Regions from separate parts of the Homo sapiens genome. Here all the other regions are linked to region 2. A link is a contact called in ENCODE Hi-C or POLR2A ChIA-PET data. All regions are on one chromosome and are shown on one strand. Each heading gives the region's core, a stretch centred on a gene start or an enhancer-like site at or near the end of the contact. The rest is flanking DNA. Distances are from core to core; before and after follow the strand shown.

The links. Hi-C counts contacts between places; a loop is a spot of excess contacts on that map. ChIA-PET counts read pairs that join two places held with the same protein, here RNA polymerase II (POLR2A). Pooled maps may share reads with other maps.
Region 1: a loop to region 2 is called in a map of endothelial cell of umbilical vein, with 7 times the contacts of the local background. The contact joins two enhancer-like sites. A Hi-C loop is called at or near these places in 1 of 168 maps with a recorded cell type or tissue (endothelial cell of umbilical vein) and 1 of 50 pooled maps. POLR2A ChIA-PET finds 5 or more read pairs at or near these places in 4 of 52 experiments (A549, AG04450, IMR-90 and 1 more).
Region 3: a loop to region 2 is called in a map of endothelial cell of umbilical vein, with 2.7 times the contacts of the local background. The contact joins the promoter of CASC15 here to the enhancer-like site in region 2. A Hi-C loop is called at or near these places in 4 of 168 maps with a recorded cell type or tissue (PC-9, endothelial cell of umbilical vein, mucosa of descending colon and 1 more) and 1 of 50 pooled maps. POLR2A ChIA-PET finds 5 or more read pairs at or near these places in 6 of 52 experiments (H1, HEK293, OCI-LY7 and 2 more).

What each region holds. Positions count from the first base shown.
Region 1 is chr6:21,884,144-21,887,451 of GRCh38, reverse strand. The region is part of intron 4 of CASC15 (cancer susceptibility 15); the gene reads right to left. Among named protein-coding and RNA genes, the nearest start is that of CASC15, 220 kb to the right of the region's middle. Within about 2 kb of position 1,836, at least 13 of the 41 ENCODE cell types and tissues checked have a DNase peak (open chromatin) inside an H3K27ac peak, as active enhancers do; they include IMR-90 and endothelial cell of umbilical vein, where a contact is called at or near this core.
Region 2 is chr6:21,768,396-21,771,991 of GRCh38, reverse strand. All of the region lies in intron 2 of CASC15 (cancer susceptibility 15), which reads right to left. Among named protein-coding and RNA genes, the nearest start is that of CASC15, 100 kb to the right of the region's middle. RefSeq lists enhancers at 907-1,406, 1,930-2,543. Within about 2 kb of position 2,276, at least 7 of the 41 ENCODE cell types and tissues checked have a DNase peak (open chromatin) inside an H3K27ac peak, as active enhancers do; they include IMR-90, PC-9 and endothelial cell of umbilical vein, where a contact is called at or near this core.
Region 3 is chr6:21,664,538-21,667,983 of GRCh38, reverse strand. CASC15 (cancer susceptibility 15) reads right to left here and starts at 1,571. Exons shown (of 12, transcript NR_015410.2): 1 at 1,339-1,571. It overlaps LOC124901483, which reads left to right and starts at 1,924. Exons shown (of 3, transcript XM_047419653.1): 1 at 1,924-1,932; 2 at 2,169-2,337; 3 at 3,026-3,443. The coding sequence starts at 1,924. The coding sequence ends at 3,429. RefSeq lists a silencer at 2,012-2,306.

The sequences.
Region 1 (3,308 bases), core at 587-3,086, 120 kb before region 2:
TTTCCCTATCAAAGATATAACAAGCGTGATCCACACACAATCACCCAGTCATTTTTGTTATTTGTCTTCTCTAGGCAAATACATGTCATTGTTCAAATACCAGCGCGGGAGAGAAATCACAGTGTGCTTTTAGTTCTATACCAAATTTCATCCACTCCCATTTCTCTTCGTTCTCTGTGCTACCTTATTCACTCTTGTGGCTTCATCACCAGCTGTGTGTCAGCAACTCTGAAATTACTATCTCCATCCCAGACCTCTCTGATCAAACCCAGACCCAGATATCCAAAGACCTAATGGACATTTCAAAAACAAACTACTTAAAACTGAACTCCTCATCTTCCTCTTGCCAAAGTATTTCAGTACCCACTGCTTTCTCCTAACTCATACTTTGAGTCATCCTTGACTTCTCTCCTTTCTTCGGCCTCCCATCTTGTCAATAAAGCTATCATGCCTGAGCTATGCTCTATTAAACAAGAAAAGTTACACTTCTGTCTGATTTAAGTGTGCTTTCTATCTCTCTCTTCCAGATTCCAGCAAGTATTGCTGTATGTGTCAGTCTGCACTCACTGTGTGAGGTTGGCAAATGCCCTGTTCATTCTCTCAGCTCTCCCTCCAGAGCATGCTCCCATACACCAATTTCAAAAGCACTAGAGTGCACTGAACACGATAGGTTTCTTTGTATCTTTGGGTGGGGGTGGTCATTCAAAAACCCAAAAGAGAAGTTCTCATTTCACAGCAGCAGCATCTCCAAGGAAAATTCTTCCAGAGTGAAACAACACCACAGTTCATAAAACAACACAAAAGGAATCAAACAAGTCTGTTAAACAGTAACGAACTACAAAGCCAGAACTAACCTGGATGGAGACTTAAAAGACAAAGTTGTGGCAGGAAGAATACCAAAAAAGTTGGGAATGGGAAAAGTCCACTCACTGATTCAGTTACCCTCTGTAATTACAGACACCCAGACACCCTCACATCTTTCATTCAACATTAATATTTTTTCAGCCTGTCCTCAACCTGTTGAAATACAGCTCAGAGGGAAGTATTTTAGAAAGATGCATTTCCTCAACTTTGACTTTTCAACGCAACTCCAAGTAGAATTTTCAAAGAATAAAATGTCTAATTAGGAAGAACAGGCTTACAGTTTCAGCTCAGTTCAACTTTGTTGAGAAAATATTTCGGTCAATGGCTCAATGGAATGAGGTCCTTTTCTTTCCTATCTTCGGAGAGCAGCGTCGCCATTTCTAGGACTGACCCCACACAAGGAGTGTTGACTGTAAACTTTCAGGGTATCACTCGACAACCCAGAAACTGGTGGCAGCTGGAAGGACAGAGGTCATGTGTGCTGCTTTCTATAATAAAATTCTTTTTACCCCTGGGTTAAGTTGATTACTCAAACTCTCAGACTCCTCCTCCTCCCCGCTTCCAGCCTACTCGCATTTTCCCTAGGCTGATTGACTCTAGGAAAACAAGTATTGCATTATGCTTGACTCCTTGGAATGAGATCAGTTCTCATTTCAAATTCCCTTTCAGAACAACCCCAAGGCCACAGACCCTGTAAAAATCCCAGATGCCCAACAACTCAGGAAGGCCTAAGCTATGACAAGAAAACATTACTTAAGTAATAATCAGCAAATGCATCCTAAACCCGGACTGGTATCCTCTGAGGTCTCTTCCAAGGCATTTGGCAGGAACACGTCTGTAAACCACCCAGTCTCACTCTCGGCTCCTCCTCCAAGGCAGAATGGCCAAGGCAGAGGCTTTAGTGCACTGTTCGGCAGTGATTTTCTCCAACTGGCACCATCTGTGCACACCCTGCCAGACTTGCTGACAGAGCAGGCTGCACAGACCATTACTAATCTCCCAGGGTCAGCTGGGTCAGGCCTGCAACAGGATGCCTATAGATTTCAAAGGCCGGTGTTCTCTCCGTGCCAGCTAATCGATCTATGTTGGAAAGCAAGCACATTTTTATTCCACCTTCTTTTAAATTTCAAAGAAAAATCTCAATTTTAAAGCTCTTCATGTGGGAACTGCTTGCATGTAATCAGTGTCCTGATACCAGTTATGTTATATGAGATCTTTGGAGGATGGGGCTTACCCATTGATCCTTTGCCAAGATTCAGTAGTAAGGCCAGGAAGACAACTTTGCTCAGACAACAAAAGGCCTTCTAAATAGCACCATCGGGAATGGACTACATGGATCAAGATTCAGCCTCAACTGCAAAGTCCTCTTAGCTGAGTCTGCAAAAGAAGAATAAATGCTACTCTACCAGGATCTTATCATGTGAGCTCAGGCAGTGTCACCAGGACTGGTAAAGAAAATCTCAGCATCATTCACCATCTACTTCAGAATTCATCTGTGAATGCTGCCACCCACTACCAACTGCCTATCAAGTGTTTACTAAATGTCAATTGTGTGCCAAGAGTCTGATATTCCCTCAAACTTCTGTAGTTTCTTTTGCTGAGGAATGGGATAACTGAGTCTAGTACTCAGCCATATAGTAGGCTAGACAAATCCAAAAGCCCCTTGAAGGCGGGATCATATTGATCCTGTTTCAAGGTGTTACCACTTAGCACAGACTTTTTCAGGCTTGTTGCAGTAATTCTATTAAAAACCCTTTTAGATAATTATATAAATACAACTAGGAGGAGGCAGTATCAAGATCAATTACTGTAATCATTTCTTTGTAGATGATGTTATTCTAGATCTTCAAATAAAACAATGACTCAGTCTGATAGAGTCAAAAAACTAACAGCCACAAAACTAAGACATTACTACCAGCTCCAAAGAGACCAGATCTTTTGTTTACAATAATTAAAGGTTTAAAGAAATTTCCAGATAAGTGACTTCATCTTCTTACTCTTGCTTACATATCAGTTTCTACACTTAACCAAACCCTAACAGAGTTTACATGGGGCTAAAGGGGTGATAGTAAAGAGGAATTTGTGAGCTGAAATATAATTAATAATTCCTCTAACCCAGATCATCTTCCTTGTAAAAATATGGGTTTGTTAAGAAGCCAGCAGAGAGGTTCACAGATCTGACATGGCCACTTAGGCATAACTGGAGACTCAGGTCTGCATGAGTTCTCATTGAATAATTTCTTCTTCCAATATTTTTCCAGCTTCAGGTAACCAGAGAAATCTCCAGGCTAACCTGGTTCCTAACACGTCTATTCTTCCCAACTCCTCCCTTTGCAAGGGAGTCCCTATATTGTCTAAAAATAAGTCACGCAATCACTCGGCTCCCCTCCAACTATTTAGTATCAAAGAATCACTGCCATGTCTACAGCAGACATTTTCTCAGC
Region 2 (3,596 bases), core at 1,027-3,526:
ATTACTCCCCTCTCCACCCACCCATAGCACAGTTAAGAAAGAGTATAATTGGGGAAAGCTCCCAAAGTGATCTCCCTGCATGGAATATATCTCTTTCCCTCTCTCCTAACATTCCTCTGGCACAAGACAGAAAGCAAAGCTTCCTCAGACATTGGTTTTGTGATATCCTTCCCCAGGACTGGAAGCAAGACGGTTCCCCACTGCCTATCAGAATATTTAAAGTTCTTGATCACCAATCTCATGCTCGTGTCATTTCCTCCACACATTCCTGGCACACGAACATTTCCTGTTCTCATTGTTCCCCTGGTGTGTCTGTTCATGCTATAGTTGTCTTTTTCTAAAAAGCCTCCATAATTTCTACTTGCCTGGGATCCCTAAACACGTACTTAGTGCATCCCAGCCACCCTAGCCACATAGCCGGCTGCAAGGACATCCAATTTCTCTTTAACACTTTTAGAAATGAAGAAGGCACTGCTCTGAAAAACAGTGCTCTGTCGAGCATTTTAATCGTGAGAAACCTCTTATTTGAGCTGGATTCTTGTGTGCTCACTTGTACATCTACCCAACAGGCCCCATGCTGCATCTTAAATTGATGTAGAACAAATAAACTTGTTCTGTAACAAAATGTCTTTGCAATGTTTGAAAATAACTATTTTGTTTGTCCTTAATCTTTTCGGCTCTAAGCTCATATGCCAAGGCCCTTCAACTATTCCTCAAGAGACCTGGTTTCTAGACCCTTTGCCTTCCAAAGAAATACCTCTAATTCAGTGCTACTTAACTATTATTCATGTCATGCACCCAGAGTAAATAATACCATTTGTACAGCATATTGGGGAAATAAACAAGGGTTTTAGGCAGGCCGGACCAGATTGAGGACTCTAGGTCTGAGCCCTAGCCTACGGTTGTAGGGATTGATGTTTAGATGTTAAGTCATGCCTGATACCCAAATAGGAAGCTCCATGATAACTTTATTAAAATCTGGCACCCAAAAGTGAACACATTCTGCACAGATCATCTTAAATCCAATTTATTTCAGCAAACTTCCCCCCAAAACTAAAGCCAACACTCATTTTTCCTCTTCCTGACTACAAAGCGCATATCTGCTTGAACTGATGACATTTGATTGTGTGTGTGTGTGTGTGTGTGTGTGTGTATATATATATATATATATATATATATATATATAATTTTTTTTTTTTTTTGAGACAGAGTCTCGCTCTGTCGCCCAGGCTGTAGTGCAGTGGTGTGATCCTGGCTCACTGCAAGCTCCGCCTCCCGGGTTCACGCCATTCTCCTGCTTCAGCCTCCTGAGTAGCTGGGACTACAGGCACCCACCACCACGCCTGGCTAATTTTTTTTTGTATTTTTAGTAGAGACTGGGTTTCACCGTGTTAGCCAGGATGGTCTCGATCTCCTGACCTCCTGATCTGCCCGTCTCGGCCTCCCAAAGTGCTGGGATTATAGGCGTGAGCCACCGCGCCCAGCCCTCGATGATACATATTTTAAGATTTTCTGAAGTAGGTATCTTAATTAATGTGTGTCAGACTCACTTTTCCCAAAAATGACTACAACTTCATTAGGAGCCATGTTTCTTTGCAATTATCATTATGCCTAAAAGAACACAGTGCAGGTTGGGCACATGGTAAAGCCTCACCAAAACATCTGCAGAACTGAATTATGCAGCCTCTCTACAGGAAAGCCATGGCTTAGAGGCCACAGTCTAGTTTAAAAGATATAAACCTCACCTGAAGAGGAAGTTTATTGCTCTGTCTGTTTATTCACACAGAGTCTAAACAATGACACAGACTTTCAGACTGGAAAACTTAGTACAAATAAATGCTTCCAGACAGGTCTGGATTGGGAAGGAGGGCCATGGAATTCCTTCTCCTATCTGGGTTATTGAGCCCAGACAGTCATCACTCAAGTTATAAACACTACTAAATGATGTTGCATAGTTTTATTTAAAGCTATATTTGATTTCAGATTAGACTTTAACATTTAATAAATTTCCCATCAGTATATGGGAAGAGTGGAGACTATTTTGATTTAAGCGTTATTTCAAATATGAAACTCAAGCTGTGTTAGTTAAAAAGGGCTCTAGTTATAATTCAGTCTCACAGTAAGGTCAGGACTCTTGGATTCCCCTAATCCTTCTCCTCTAGGGCTGAAATGCCTGGGAATTCAGTGAATTTACATATTCTTTCCTGACCACAAAGCTGTCACAGGGCCCTAGCCAAACTCTCTCACTCCTCCAGATTCAAGCTGACTTATCTCTGTAACACTCAGCTCAGAATTCAGCTGGGAGAGAGTCTGCTTTAAGGGAGCAACTCTACCACTGAAAAAGCAGTGGCACCCTCCTTTCCAGGAGGTGAGATCTTACTCATTTTCCTCCTCTCCCACATCTCTTGGCGCAAGCCAGTAAATGTGAAGCTCTAATAGATTAATGAAAAGTCGGCACTGATCCCTCTGGACTCCATCCATTTTTAAGTGAGCTATGAGAACTTGGACACATTACAGATCCTGGAAGAATGAAATATGAGGAGAGAAAAGGAAGTTTGACACATGCAGAGAAACTGATCTCTGGGGCTAGGGAGAAGCTAAGAGAGAGGAAATTTTGGGACAGAAGGCATAATACAAACTTAATTCACGGATCATACACTACTGAAGAATAAAGACTGACTTCCCCATTAAAGTTTGAAAGTTGAGCAGCTAATACGAACTTGGGATTTCATGCAAAAACAATCATGCAGCTATTGACAGGCTAAATAAGGAGTTCAGTGCTACCTTAATTCATCTGACATTCACTCTACCTGCCCTGTCTATGCGAGGTAGTTAAAGAGGGAAAAGCAATTTTACATGGAAAATAAAAGATAAGGTTAAAAAAAAATAACAATTCCACTACAAAACAGACTAAGTTTGTCCTTCTTACCTTTATGAATCGCAAGCAGAAAAAAGTGGTAATTCTGGAGTGACCCTAGGACAAGGACAGAGATCACCTGGGGCAAATTTTCGAAGCAGATCTTCAGGGAAAAAATAAATCCCAACTCTAATTCTATCCCTGAAACTGGCATTTCCATGCAAATCTATTCTGTTCATTAAAAGCCAATATTATTCTGAAGTGCCACAAATCCATGAGTTTGGCCAGTACTGAGGAATCTATTAATTTTAATTCTACAGTAATTCCTTTAAAAGTCTGAAAGGTTGGTGGTATAAGGAAGAAAAACTAATTTAACCCACATTTATATAGCAACAAATAACTGGTAAACAAAAATCTCCATTCTAGTGTACATTAATATCCATTTTTTAAAAAATCAAATAAGACCATTTGAAAAAAGGAAAATTATGTTAGATTAACATCTGATTCTGTGCTGGGCACTTAGTAGGTGTTCAATAAATTATGATTGAATAAAAAACCCATTTCTTTAAAACACCAGAACTTACTAAGTAAAAACAGTGTATTAAAGATTACCTTCTCATGGGTAAGGAATGCAGGAAAGAAAAATGAAAATGCTATTACTGCTTAAATCTCCCACAAGAGCATGACCAAAGGAAATGAAAGTCTAAAACAAGTACTAAAAACATTTCATGAGTCACAA
Region 3 (3,446 bases), core at 322-2,821, 100 kb after region 2:
CCCAAGTAGCTGGGACTACAGGCACGCACCGCTACGCCCAGCTAATTTTTGTATTGTTAGTAGAGACGGGGTTTCGCCATGTTGGCCAGGCTGGTCTCGAACTCCTGACCTCAAGCGATCCACATGTCTCGGCCTCCCAAAGTGCTGGGATTACAGTGAGCCACCGCGCCCGGCCCCCAAAATGCTTTTTCTACAAACCAAATGACAGTATGGGATAAACAACTCCTGTATAAAGTGGAAAAGCGCTGGGAGAAATTGTACCTAAAGTGGCAACGTTTACTGGGTGTTGAGTGTTCCCCTCATTCGCGCATGACCCAACCTAGAAACATTCCTAAGTTAAGCTACTTAGGAAACAAAGTTAGGGCGTCTTCCTTAGCCTATAAAAACGGAGTGGACTGCGCTGCCTCTTCACCCCGCAGCAGCAGAAACAGCCATCCCTCTTTTGGACGGGCGTGGCAGATAGAAACAAAAGGTTAAAACACAAAAGGCGGGGCGGAAGGCTGGGTCAGAGGAGCTTCTGGGGCTCACGTTCTGCTTTCTATTCAAACACACTGAAGTGGGGTTGGGGGCGGGGGGTGATGGAAAGTGAGAGAGGTGAGGACGGATACCAAGGATTGCCTGGGTTATTCCGGGTGGATCGTGAAACTGAAAGGGGCGGACGGGATGGCTCTAACTAGTGGTCCAGGCCCCATCCCCTCCATCCCTGCATCTCTGACAGTCTGTAACCTGTGGCTTCCTCCACCCCATCTCAGCCCCGAAGAAAACTTTCTGAACTCTTAGCTGTTTGTTGTAAACCTCTCCTTGACCGCTAACACAAGGGACCAATCCCCTCCAACCCAAACCTTTCTTCCTTCCATTGTTGCAGCGTTTTTATATTGTGCGTGGTATCTACAGAGCGCTCTGCAGACAGCTAAGTTATACAAACGACCCCCATATCCATATCGCTTTCTTTTGCATGACCAGGGTCAGGGCTAGGGTGGGGGCGAGGCTGGACTTGACCCTCTCAATTTCTGCATATTCATCCCTACATGAGTGCAGCTGGAAGAACGCGAAGCAATACCCCCTCACCCCACCCTTTTGAAACCCTCCTCCCCATCCCCCCAGCCCCTCATATAAAGAAGCACATAAGATAAATGCCTACTTGGCTTTTGCCTATTAAAAATAAACAAATGAAACAATTGCGCGAGTTCTTTAAAGAACAAAAGAGAAGGGAACGGGGAAAGGAGGTACAATTTACCAGCCAAACTTTGCCACTGGGCTACTCCTCTGCCCTCCGAAGGGCGGGGAGCGGGGCGAGTTGAGGGGAGAGAGGTAAACAAGACAACAGTCCCCACTCACCTTCTTCCCCACTTCGTCGCACTTTTAAGGGACATTTCCCCCGCTGCAGTCCACGAGGCGTTCGGACACTTTTTCCCGGCCTGACAGCAGAGAAAGTCGGGGCGGCAAAGTTGCGAGAGGGAGATACCCCGGCGTCCGGGGGAGAGGGGAGGAAAGAGAGTTCATCAGAGTTCCCCCTTTTGTTCCAAGTCCCGGAGCAGACAAAGAGGCGGCGAGCGGCGGCAGGTTTCTCCCTCTCACCCCTTCTTCCTCTCTCCCTCCCCTCCCTCCCCGCCCCCTCCCTCTCCCCGCATCTCCCGCCCGGCTCGGGAACCTCCGAGGCGAGCTGGGGCTGCTCGGTCCCCAGTTCATCACAACTCTGCCCAGACGGTCTCCTCCCACTGCCAGGCTCGAAACTTTCCCCGGGAGATGCCAGCCCTGGCCCCCTCCGCACCGCGCACAAGTCTGGGGTGGTGGGCAGGGGATCTCCAAAATCATTGTTTCCCGGAGATGCACCTCTTTGTTTGCACTTTCCCTGCCAATCAATGTGAAACATTCACTTGGGCGTCGAGTTTCTGTCCATTTTTCGTCATCCCAAGAGACAAAATGCAAAGGGTAGGGGGTCAACCCTAGATAAAGGCGCTTACACAATCAGAGGTGGGGCGCAGGCTAGGCTCTTCATCCTCCTTCCTCCTCTCGGATTCACCCTCCTCCCTCCTCTCGGATTCACCCTCCTCCACCCAATACACAGAACAACTCAAAGGGGCTCCAAGTGTTAGGAAACTCCTCTCCCGCCCTTCCCCACCTACCCCCACCCACGCTGTCCCTCTGGAGAGCCCTCTAATTGGCAGGACAAAGGCCAGCTCCGGGTTCGGCCGGGGCCTCCGCCCATCCCTCGGGGCTACCTGTTGCTGCAGGCGCAGCGCAACTCGGTCCAGGGGCTCCGAGGAAGAATTCCCAGCTCCAGCATCGCGCCCACCTTCTCAGGCCCCGAACTTCCCCTAATCTCAAACTGCGAAGGCAAGGCTCTCAGGATGACCAGGCGCCCTCTGACCCTACAGCCAGGCGCTGCTCACTCGTCCTCTTCCCTACACCACGTCCTCGTGCTCACCCCAAAGATCTGACTCGGGGTCCCAGGCCGCCTCCTCATCCTCCACCCCCTGCCGCGACACGTCCCAGCCGAGCATCCCCTCTTTCCTTCCCCTCCCCCACTGCCTTGTCCGGGACAAATCAGGTGTCTCGGACCAGGAACAGCTCCCGACCCTTCCCCAGGTCCCTTCCAGTCATTCTCAACCTCCAGAATTGGGACCCCATCCACATGGTCCCCCACCCCTCGACCCTGATCCCAACTTCGGGCCATAGCATTAGCTCGCTGAGTGACTCAGAGCAGCACTCGTTTTCCTTCTAGATCCACTAGAATTGAAGAAAAAGAAAGCAGGGAGGTGGGGGAAATGGGAGAGAGTAGGGGCCCGCATGGGGAAGCAATTTCTAGGGCAAAAGAAAAAAACATTTCAATGCGAACACCCACCCTCCAGTTGGTATCCAGCCCGTCGCGCACCTTTGCCTCCACCCTCTTTCCTTTCTCCCCATCCCAGACTTGGAATCCTTTCGGGTTGGTGAAGTTTGGGGGTAGAAGGATGAGGTAGACGGAACCTTGGGGACCTGGGGGCTATGTCCTGGGTTGGCTTGCGGGGGGAGGGGCATTAAGAGGAGGGCTCCCGCTGGGTCCGGAATGTGGTGGCGGTAGGTCCCTGCACCCGCCCGGCGACTCCTTGCCAAGGTCTCTCCTCCAGAGCAGAACAAAGACGCCGCGAGGAGAGCTTCTGTCCTCGCCTCCCCCGCCCCGCGCTTCACTCGCACCAGCCCACGCCGCTCTCGGAAACTTTACAACCAACTTCCCCTAGAGTTCGTGCGCGCGGCGAGTGGGCCAGAAGGAGAAACCGGGACAATCGCATCCCGGGACCAGAGATGCCCTCTTCCGCGTCCCCTCCTGGACAGGGAGCACCACCTCTTGCACCGCCCGTCCCAGTCTGCGAGCTGGGCGACCCGCGGTGCCAGGGCGAGCGGAGCACGCGCTTTTCCCAGCCCCTTAAGCGAATGATGTTTCTTTAGTCTGGACGCGTACAGTA